Linked DNA regions of Homo sapiens: region 1 is linked to region 2. A link is a contact called in ENCODE Hi-C or POLR2A ChIA-PET data. All regions are on one chromosome and are shown on one strand. Each heading gives the region's core, a stretch centred on a gene start or an enhancer-like site at or near the end of the contact. The rest is flanking DNA. Distances are from core to core; before and after follow the strand shown.

Region 1 (5,443 bases), core at 816-3,315, 33 kb before region 2:
GAGGTATTGGCCCGTGCTGGGCTGAACAACTGTCTCCTCTGGGCCCAACAATCCCATGTTTGATCAATAAACTGAGCAGCCAGAGGCACTGACCAAGGGTAGGAATTTCAAAGCCTGGGGGTTGTTCCTGCCCAGGAGAAGGCCTGGCAGGAGGCAAGGATGTCCCCAAGGCCCCAGCCTGAATAGATGCCACATAGTCTTGCCACGTGCCCCGTCATCACAATGCCCAGGCTTGTAACATGCCATTTCCTCCTCACAGTAACCTGCAAGGCAGAAGTTATCACTTGCTGCAAACGCAGAAACAGAGCTATAAATGGTCCCGTGACCTCACCCAGGGTCTCACTGTGGGGAACTGTCTGTTCAAACCCACGTCTCTCTGGCTTAAAAAGTTATATTTCTACCCACGGCACTGCACTGATGATCTGCACATTAGTTTAATCAATTGTATGCCCGGCTCCACACAGAGCCTGGGGAGGCAGAGATGGCAGTGGGCACCTGGTGGGAGGAAGCAGTGACCAAGCACTCCTCCTCCTGTCCCAGATTGCCATCTTCCTCTGCACCGTGTATTCCTGGGCCTCTTTTACTAACCCTCAGCCGCCCCTTCCGCCACTATTAGGCATTCTTAGACTTCACCATGGATAGACGCCTCGGAGCTCAACAGGGAAGGCCAGGCCGGAATCAGCTCCACGTCAGGTGTGTGCTGTTCACTCTCAGGGGGCTCCAAGTGCCTGCCCAGCCAGCCCTCCCTCCCTGTGCCTGCAATGGTGCAAGCCCCCTTGCAAGCATGCCCCTAAACACAGATTTCCAGCCGACTGAGAACTATTATCGGGCCCAGTGCAGTGGCTCACACCTGTAATCCCCACACTTTGGGAGGCTGAAGGGGGTGGATGTATCGCTTGAGGCCAGGAGTTCAAGACTAACCTTGTCGACATAGCAAAACACCATCTCTACTAAAAATAAAAAAATTAGCCCACCACGGTGGTGCACACCTGCAGTCCCTGCTACTTGGGAGGCTGAGGCGGAAGGATTGTTTGAACCTGGGAGGTGGAGGTTGCAGTGAGCCTAGATCAGGCCACTGCACTCCCGCCTGGGTGACAGAGCGAGACTCCATCTCAAAAATAAATAAATAAATAAATAAAATAAAACAAAAAACTATTGTCATCTGGGTGGTAGTGTCTGATAGATTAACAAAGATGAGTTTATTTCATTAAGCAATGAACTGTGTGCTCCCTGTGAAATAGCAAGGGCAATTTTATTTTTCCATAAGTGAATAGGAGCATAAAAAGTAATATGCTGTTCAAAGTAAAATATGGAACAAATTAAAAGTTATCAAATGCCAAGTAACTCCAGGCTTTCACCCAGTTGAAACTAATATACCCTAAAAAGAAAAAGAGACTAGATTTCATGGGAGAAACAACATTTTTAGGACACGGGAGTGGAACATGGATTTTGTTCCAACAGTGCTTCCCACACTGGAGTCTGCAGAAGAGTTGATGCTCACTGTGGTGCTATGCGAAACAGTGTATTGGCTCCAAAAAGTTTGAGAAGGCTCCTGTAACCCAAAGTTAAACACTTTGCTGCAGGAGTGCTCCAAGCCTTCAGTGTGCTAATAAGCACAGTCAAGCTGAGGGAGGTAAATGGAATATACCATTTCCAGACTTGTTTGACCACAAGGATCCTTTGCGTGTGAGTGGTAGTGACAGTGGGGAAGCCATCTGTTGATGGGTCCCAGAAGACTGCTCAACAGAACCAAGTTCAGGAAATTCTGCATTGGACTAATACCAGTCCCAGAGGGTACAGGACGATGCAGTCTCTCAGAATCACTGGGCATGTTCTTCCCGGATCTGATAGAAGATGCCAAGACCTCACCTGGAACAAGACCTGGCCTGAAGCGAGACCTGCGGTTTCCCAGGAGGGAACAGCCACAGTCAGCCTTGAACGTCCCAACTTCCTGCTGCTCTCACGTAAGCTTCTGCCTTACATTTACTTAGAGTTAGTAAGTCTAATTCCCTTACCTTGTCATCAGCAATTAACGAAGGTGATTGGCATGGCCTTAGTGAACGGCCCAGGCTTCCCAAATTCACCCCTGTTGCCAAATGCTGCATGATTTCTTTTTTTTTTTTCTGAGACGGAGTTTCCCTCTTGTCACCAGGCTGGAATGCAATGATACCATCTCAGCTCACTGCAACCTCCACCTCCCAGGTTCAAGCGATTCTCCTGCCTCAGCCTCCTGAGTAGCTGGGATTACAGACACCTGCCGCCATACCCAGCTGATTTTTGTATTTTTTTGGTTGAGACGGGGTTTCTCCACATTGGCCAGGCTGGTCTTGAAAACCTGACCTCAGGTGATCCTCCCACCTCAGCCTCCCAAAGTGCTGGGATTACAGGCATAAGTCACCGCACCTGGACAAGATCTGCATGATTTTTGCCACAGGTTTACGGGTTTGAGTGTGCGAGCCCCCCGTGCTCTGCCTCTCCTCCTAAGCCTCCTGCCTGCACCTGCCACGAGGCCTCCAGGTGGACATGAAGTCCAGGCTGTGGTTACAATGCCAAAGAGTTCAGGCTTTTCATGAGTGTCATTAAGGGACACTGATCAGGACACTCTGCTCTTTCAATAGATTTTCAATTAAACGGAAGAAAAGATTACAGACCATTCTACCCTTAATTACCCATGTGGCCACTGGATGAGCCACTGAAATCCCAGGCTCTCAGAATTCTAATCCACACATTGATTTCCACAGTCCCTTAATCAAAATAAATGCACACACCCAGATACAATGGGATATCTCTCCGCTCTTTTCCAACGGCCTTCCCTCTGCCGTAACTGAGCTGTCACTGAGAGCCAGGCTGCATGAACATTTTAAATCTTTATCTTATTTAACCTCTCAGCCGCTCTATCAGGAGGTGAATGCAACCTCAAAGCCACGTGGCCCCAATTTGAGGTGCCCCTGGCAGTGTGCTGCGCAAACTGCAATCTGCTTACTCCAAGGAATAGAATCATGCTGTTGTGTGGATGCCTCATCGCTGCTGTTCCCCCACCCAGACTCCCCAGTATTCCAGAGACCCAGGACCTGTGGACTGTTAAATTAGGAACCAAAACAGACACACCACTCGGAGCAGAACCGTGCTGGAGGCTGGAGAGGTGTTGGGATTTGCAGACATTTAAAAATTACACAATTAAAATCATCTGCAATGAGTGTGTTATGAATAAAATCATGGATTCACTGTAAATATTTTTCTAAATACAAAACAGATTCAGGCACACTGCGTGTCCCTGGTCCAAGCCAACCTTCGAGTTGGTCTCTCCGAGGTCAGAGCCCCCTGTTTCCACAAGAGCTTTAGCTGTTACGCCCAAATGCTGGCCACATCTCCTCACCTACTTGGTGAAACTGAATAACCATTTCCTCAGAAGTTATGTGCAACATACATTACAACGAGGGGATTTAGCACGTAGAGCTTCCTTATTTTAACCCCACACCATCACATTCTCAGGGGTAGAGTCAGAAGGAGGCCGACATTTCCATTAGATTGGAACCATAGGGTCAGGCTTTCAGAGGTGGAAGGGATGTCAGAAGGCTACTTCTCAGAGGGTCCATTGTACAGAGTGGAAACCAAGGCCATGTGGGGCGCCCACCTCAGCTGTGGTCACGGAGTGGTTGTGTTACTGGGCCACAAACCCAGGTCTTCAGACTCCAAGACCAGGTCTCGTCTTCGGAGATTACATGAACACTTTCTTCAATCCACATGAAAACTAGGTCACAAAACACAGGTTAAGTAACATTTCTGATGTGTCCTCTGTTGCTTAGGATGACTCCAGTTGGAGAAGGCACTCTGTTTATGGAAAATCACCTCCTCAGAAACTTTTTTTTTTTTAGCCATCATCATGTGCTTATGGAAAAACATCATTCAATAATAAACACCAGAATAGACACTCGGGAGCAAATCAGAGTTCTTTGTTTTGTTTTTGGTTTTCATTTTCTTTTGTTATATAAAGAGGATTTTCATTCTTGCCACCCTCATAAACTGTGTTCAAACTCTTCATCTCTAGCTGCGTGTCTCTGAGCTAAAGATAACTACTGCCTATACTGGACATAGAGCAGAAGTGGAAACTTCTTCTGTAAAGGGCCAGATAGTAAATATTCTAGCTTTGCAAGTCATACAGTGTATTAGTCAGGGTTCTCCAGAGATGTAGGACCAATTGAATACATATATACACACACACACACACACACACACACACGTATACACACACACACACACACACACACACACACACACATATATATATTCTAAGGAATTGACTCACGGTTAGGAAGGCTGAAGGCTGAGCAGTCCCATGATCTGCCACCTGCAGGCTGGAGACCCAGGAAAGCCCATGTAATTTGAGGGCCTGAGTGTGGGAGAACCGATGGAGTCAATTCCAGTCCTGGTCTAAGATCCCGAGAACAAAGAGTAGTGAGGGCAGGAGAACCACGTTCCAGCCCAAGAGATCAGGCAGAGAGCAAAGTCAACCTTCCTCCACTATTTTATTCTATTCATGCCTTCAATGGATTGGATGCACCCACCCACACTGGGGAGGGCCATCTGACTTAGTCCACCATTTAAATGTTCAACTCTTCCAGAAACACCAGGCACTTCCACAAACTTGCAGACACACCAGAAATAATGTTTAACCACATATCTGGGCAACCTCTGGCCCAATCAAGTTGGTGCATAACACCAACCATCACATCTGGTCCCTGCTGCAACTACTCAACTCCACCCTTGTGGCATGAAAGCAGCCACAAAGGGTAAACAAGTAGGTATAGCTGTGTACTAATAAAACTTTATTTACAAAAATAGGCCATTGGCCAGGTTTGCCAACCCCTGTTATAAATAATGACAATGTTTTTGTGTAGAACGCTGAGTGAATTATTGTGGCATCAGTGGACATATTTTGGAATTTTATAAGCATTAATTAAGCACTTTAACATTTTACTGACCTATTAACCTTTTGCCTGGGCAAGCTGTCATTGTGTAGTCATAATCACTATCACATTTGAGAACATATTTCAAGAACACAGTTGTGAAGACTTGTAGAGAAGCCAACGTTCAGGACATTCAAGAGGAAGGGTCAGGAATGAGTGAGCTTTGAGTATTTATTCCAGATGTTCCACAAAGCTAAGAAGCACCTAGAAATACATCAATAACAATAAAGGTCTTGGGTACATGAATTTTTTCTCTCTCACTACCACTTTGTGAAATAATTCTACACACTCTTCTTCCACATTGGGAATATTTCCAGTGGTCTCCAGAAAGCTCTGCCTCTGGATTTCTATGGCGTGGATTGTGTTACATTCTTATAAAACACAGCACAATACCCATGCCCTGCTGCAAACGACATGTTAGGGAAGACCTGATCAAAAGTTTTTTGCAGGAATTTTCCGGGCGCGGTGGCTTATGC
Region 2 (5,811 bases), core at 1,333-3,832:
GACAGGAGAGCAGTGGGGTGCAGGGCCAGCCCACTGCACCTTCTTGCCACTCAGGGCTGGCAGCTACCAGGCTACCCCAAGGAGGCCAACCCCCAGGCTCTCATCGTGGCTGCTGCCCCAGCATCCGTGGCAGCCCATCGCTACAGCATTGGTGGGGACATCTGCAGGCTCTGCCAGCCTGGAGCCCTGCCCTGCAGCTGGTGAGGCACCCCCACAAGGTGCCAGAGACCACCTGGTCCAACCATCACTTCCCACACAAACAAACCAAGATGCAGGTGTTTAGTTAGGCATCAACTAGCTTGGGTTAGTATCCGTTGCCTCCGGCAGCTCTTCCTTTCCTGGTCTGAGGGGCTCCAGTGAGGGCTCCAAACAGCCCAGAGTCTTATTACTTGTATTTGAAAACAAATGCACAAAGCCGCGGGAAGGGCAAAGCCCTCCCAGCACTGGCTGTGCCTAGTCCCTGCAATCTGACCTCACTGCTCCAATGCCATTAGCTCCAGAACAACCCCTCTTCTCCAGCAGCAAGGACTTCAGGACTCCCGGGCAGACCCACGCGGGGCAGCACCCCTGCAGATCCAAGCCTCATGCACTCTCTTCCACACCTGGGCCCCTGAGGCTCCTCCACGGACTGCTGCGTTTCCTATTTCTTCCAAGACAAAATGGACCCATTCACCTTTTTCCCTCATGTCCCTCTCTCCCTTCTCCTCCCTGGTCCCACTAAAAGTGTGAGCTTCCAATGCTTCCTGGGTTTGAAAAGTTTCACATGATATCAGTACACAGAGACAGTTCATTTTGGTATTTGGGCTCTTGTCAAGGTTAAAAACCAAAAAATGGATTGACCCATCACTAGACAAAATCAGAATAGTCAAAGAGGTGACGTCATGGGGGAAATTCCTAACTCACGCATGCGCCATGGTCTGTCTCCTGGTCTTTGTCATTCACACGTTTTAGATGAGCATTTATTTACTATGCCCATAATCTGTGCTGGGCACCGTGGGCCCAGAGATCCCTGAGGCACAGACCCTGTCTCCAAACGCAGGAAAACACAGAGATCGTGAGAAAGAATTGCAGCTTTCGTGGCAGAGTACACGGCACGCCTGTGTGGGGGTAGGCAAGGGCCTCTGAGCCAGGACAGGGTAGAAGGGACAGTGGAGGGTCAGGAACACCTTCCAGAGGGGCTCACAGGGAAGGAGAGGGAGGGAATGACCAGGGGAGAAACAGAAAGGAACAAGGCCAACTCCAAAGGCCAGAGCCCCTGGACACAGCGGGGCACAGGAGGCAGACAGGCAGAGCCAGGGATGGGGGATCCCACGGGGAACTGAGAGCGGGCACAGGGTTCAAGCACAGGCATGGCAGAATGTGCTGTGCATTGTTTCAAGGTCCTCTCGGTGGCTGCATAAGGAATGGACTGACTCAGAGTGACAGGGTGACCCAGAGACCCAAGAAAAGCGGCAGCAGGAGAACAACCTGTGGCACTTAAGATGCCCAGAGCCATCCTGCGTGCTTTGCAAACATGAGCCCATGAAATGCTTGCCACCACGCAGTGGGGTGGGCACTGACATTGCCCCGATTTACAGAAAAGGCATCTGGGACACAGAGAAGTTGGCCTGCCGAGGTCTGGGAGTGACCCCGAAAATGGAGCAGGGCCTGAAACCAGGCAGTGGTGAAGGGGTAGGAAGACAAATTTGGTACAGAAACACTTAGGACTCAGTGCCCAACCAGGGGCAGGAATCTGGGAGAGGTCTGGGATGACCCCCAGGTCCCTGGTTGGGGTAACTGGAAGAGCTCAGGGCTGTAGGGAGAAGAGTCTATTTAAAGGGGAATGGAGGGGTCCCACTGGGGGCGGGACAATTTGGGAACATTAGTGGGATGTTGGGGGAGGATTAGATCTATAAGTCATGGACACCCAGGTCAGCCCCAAAGGGTAAATGTGTGGGGTGAGTAGAGAGCTAAGAAGCCACAGGAGACCCCACATCACTGAGTCCTCCTGCCTGATGGCCCCTCCAGGCCTTGGGACAACCTGCCCTAGGATTCCTGATTCCCAGTTGAGGGGAGAGAGGCCTGGGGAGAGGCAGAGCTCTTAGAGCCCGGGAGGACATTCTTGCTTCAAGGCTCAAGTAGGGGGATGAGAAGGAGGACCCTTGGCCGAGAAATTTCATGCAGTAAGGAGGGCTCAGAGTGGCTTATGCGGGAAAGAGGAAGTTCAAGAGCACCATAAAGGGTTAGAATTTCAGAGAGGAAAAGAACCTCTTAACACTTCCAATAGGTGATTTTCTCTTAAAAAAAAAAAAAAGAAAGAAAGAAAAAGTTTAAGAAGAAACTTTACAAAGGGAAAACGTAATGTTCAACCTCTGGGCAAATTCTAGCGGAAAAAGGGAGAGAGAGGGGTGGGTGGGAGGCTAACACAATTTATGGGCCCTCAGAGCCGCGCCAGCTTGAGGTGGCGGAGCCTCTTGGCCCGGGGCCTGCCTGCTGACTTGAGCTTTGAAAAACAACTTCCTGTCAATAAATGTGAACAAAAGTTTGGACCCATCTTCAAAGTGATGAGTTATGCTGAAAGTATGTTCCTGCAAACGGGGGGAATGGATTGTTCCTGGCGCTTTGGCATTCAAGAGAGTTTATAAATAACCACTCAGCTCTGCTCGGGTTATGCCTGCTGGGAGTGCCCAGTGCCAGCAAGCAGAGGGAGACCTGGGGAGCGGGGCAGCACTCCCTGGTAGGGCTGGCACAAAGTGCCCAGAGAAGCGCAAGTCACGTCTTGGCGTGGGAGTAGGGGGCTTCCCCAAGCCTCTGTTCAGGGCTGGGCAACCGGGGACCCCCTGGACCAGCTCTTCCATTTGCATTTTGGAGGGAAAAAAGGAAGGAATGGATTCTACATGTGGTTTCCATCGGCCCAGAAAAGTAAAAACATGTGTCAGCGTTTCTAGCAGAAATGGTCCTTGTTATTTTAATGAGAAAGACCATAATTAGGGACAACAGTGAAAAAGAAGCCATGGGTCCCCTTTGTGCCCTCCCCTCAACCGATGGGGAGCAGTCGCCCCAATGAACAGTCCTCCTGCCCTTAACCTGCTCCACCAGCACGGGAGGAAGGGAGAAAGCTGGGGACAGGCAAGTCCTCCAGCTCCAACAGTTCCATTCTCAGGGCTGAAGGTGCCGCCCAAGCAGCTCATTTGTCAGCGTTTAAACATCATTACAACGTTAACGGCCTCTCTGATGCCAAAGAGTTGGCTTTGCACGCCTATAAATTAGAGTACATCAAACCAGAGTTTATTGAGTCTTGGCCAATCAGAAGTAAAACTTCCATAACTTTTTACAATTCTCTACATTCTTCCAATTATATTAAAATATTTATTTGCACCCTGCATGATATATATAAACGTTTTATTAAGAACATTTGAAACCTGGTTCTTTAAACAGAAAAAAGATCCACTCCATGCTGGCAGAGGTCCGGCCAGTATGTGCTGTGTCCAGTTGGTTTCATGGAGGGAAACAGCTCTGATTGGATTTTCGAGGGATTAGCAAGAAGGAGTGGCAGAGCACGAAGCTGGCTCCCAATTCATGGCTGCGCCTCCCTTAGCAAATCCCCTGCATTTGGTCGTGACACCAATGAGGAGCAGGTCCCTGTTTTGTCTCTGCCTGGGCTGGCCTGTCTGGAACAGTCTTCTAGGGTCACAGTGCACGTCTGCCTCTGGGCAGCTGCCTGACCCAGGCCTCCACGAGAGCAGGGAAGAGGCACAGAGACGTTCCATGATGGCTGGGTGAAGAAGCAGGCAGTCGGGGTGAGTTAGGTTAAAACCCAAAGCCCCTTCTGCCCGGCCCTTTCCTGGCTGTGTGCTGTGGGGCCTGGACTCCCCCTCTCTGAAGCTCAGTTTCCTGTCTCTAAAGTGGGTGTCACAATGACAGCCGCCACCATTCCTCCACTACCACAAGAATCATAGGTGGTGACCTGCCTCATATTCCCGAAACGTCTCTGCGCGGCAACATCCTCCTTTGAGCCTCGTCTCATCCCATCGTTGCCTCCTCCTGAAGGTCCTTCTGCTGCTGACACATCAAGTGCATGGGGACATCCGTAGCACGTGGCCAGCCAGGAGGACACTGAGGCCTGCCTGAGGCCCTATCTGTGGGTGTGATCATAACGCCACCAAGAACAGCTCTTGTGCTTACAGGGTGCTAAGTCCTGACCATCTCAGGACATCCTTCACACTGCCCTACAAGGTAGGGACTCTCGCTGCAGATGAGGGAGGTATCTCTCAGTGGGGTAAAGGGTTTGGCCAAGGCGGTACAGGTCGCCCTCAGGCTGGCCAGCGCGTAGCACTCCACAGCCACAGCAGACAGCATCACAATGAACTACTCAGGAGCAGGAGGGCAGGCTCAGGTCCCAGGAAGAGGAGTGTGGCCACAAGCAAGATTACCCGCCTGGCCTGGAAGGGACAACCGAGCAGAATTTGAAATAAGCAGCAGGGAAGAGATTCTGGTTTCTGTGGGGCCCTCATCAGAAACCCCATAGGGCCCTTCACCAGAAACCCTCTGCCTGCAGAGACCACCTGCAGATGGGGGCCTCAGCTGCCTGCAGTTGCCCAGGGCATGGAAGCACAAAGCTCATTTCTGTTACCACATCACTAACTGTAGGATTGGACCTCAACATGCATACTGGTTCTGGCACAAAAGGAGCTGATTTCTTGTTCTTGCAACTGTCCCAGGCAGGGGTTCCTGCTCAGCAGATGGTGCCTCTCCTAGAAGTAATTCAGGGACCAGCCACCTTCCATCCTAGGCCTCCATCACAGCCCTTGGGCCTCGCTGTGGTGTGCACCCCCAGCAGTCAGAAAAGAGGGAGACTGGGAGCACATCTCTGTGGCTGCAGGCGTCACTTTCTGCTGTTCTCTTGTCTACACTTTCTGTGTTTTGTTGGACAATCCAGTCGTCAGGCCGTGCCCACCTGTCATGTTGGATGGGAAATGTAGTCCAGCAGTATGTCCAGAGAGAAGGGAGAAATGATTTTGGTAAACAACCAACCATCTCCACTGCAGGTGATGCAGGCAAACCCAAAAACGGGGGCTCAGCCTGAGTTGGTTCTTGGCTTCATTCAGGGAAGAATTCAAGAGCAAGCCAACAGTGAAAGAAAGCAAGTTTATATAGCGTAGTGAACAGCAAGATGGCTGCTTCATTGGCAGAGCAGGGCTATCCCACAGGCAGAGGGGCCCAGAGTAGCACTTGTGGGTTGCTGGCTGGCTCTATTTATACCCACTCTTAATTATATGCTAAATAAGGGGTGGGTTATTCACAAACTTTCTGGAAGAGGGGTAGACTTTATCCAGTCTATCACTGATGGGCACTTGGGTTGGTTCCAAGTCTTTGCTATTGTAAATAGTGCTGCAATAAACATAGGTGTGCATGTGTCTTTATAGTAGAATGATTTATCGGAAATCCTTTGGGTATATACCCAGTAATGGGATGGCTGGGTCAAATGGTATTTCTGGTTCTAGATCCTTGAGGAATTGCCCCACTGTCTTTCACAATGGTTGAACTAATTTACGCTCAAGACTAGTGGGAAGAATTTCAACTGAGGTAGGAGACGTGACTGAGAGACCAAGGAGAGGAGAAGGGATGCGATGGCTAAGAATGGAGCCACAGAACTGGTGAAATCAGAGCTAAGCCCAGAATGACAAATAGCAAGTTTCAGTTGCAGAAGAAAAGGGTGATATGAACAGGATTTCCAAGGAGAAGCCGAGGCATGTGAAAAGGCACAAAGGCGTAAATACGTGGTGCTAGCCAGGGAATGGCAACCAGGCCAAAGAACTTGGGGTTCAGTTT

What was found. A loop is a pair of places that touch in the nucleus more often than their neighbours do. ChIA-PET counts read pairs that join two places held with the same protein, here RNA polymerase II (POLR2A). Pooled maps may share reads with other maps.
Region 1: a map of PC-9 shows a loop between it and region 2 (6-fold over the local background). The contact joins two enhancer-like sites. A Hi-C loop is called at or near these places in 4 of 168 maps with a recorded cell type or tissue (PC-9, endothelial cell of umbilical vein, posterior vena cava and 1 more) and 9 of 50 pooled maps. POLR2A ChIA-PET finds 5 or more read pairs at or near these places in 5 of 52 experiments (A549, MCF 10A, PC-9 and 2 more).

What each region holds. Positions count from the first base shown.
Region 1 is chr2:238,626,738-238,632,180 of GRCh38, reverse strand. No RefSeq gene overlaps it. Among named protein-coding and RNA genes, the nearest start is that of LINC01107, 74 kb to the right of the region's middle. Within about 2 kb of position 2,065, at least 3 of the 41 ENCODE cell types and tissues checked have a DNase peak (open chromatin) inside an H3K27ac peak, as active enhancers do.
Region 2 is chr2:238,594,067-238,599,877 of GRCh38, reverse strand. No RefSeq gene overlaps it. Among named protein-coding and RNA genes, the nearest start is that of LINC01107, 41 kb to the right of the region's middle. RefSeq lists an enhancer at 1-42. Within about 2 kb of position 2,582, at least 18 of the 41 ENCODE cell types and tissues checked have a DNase peak (open chromatin) inside an H3K27ac peak, as active enhancers do.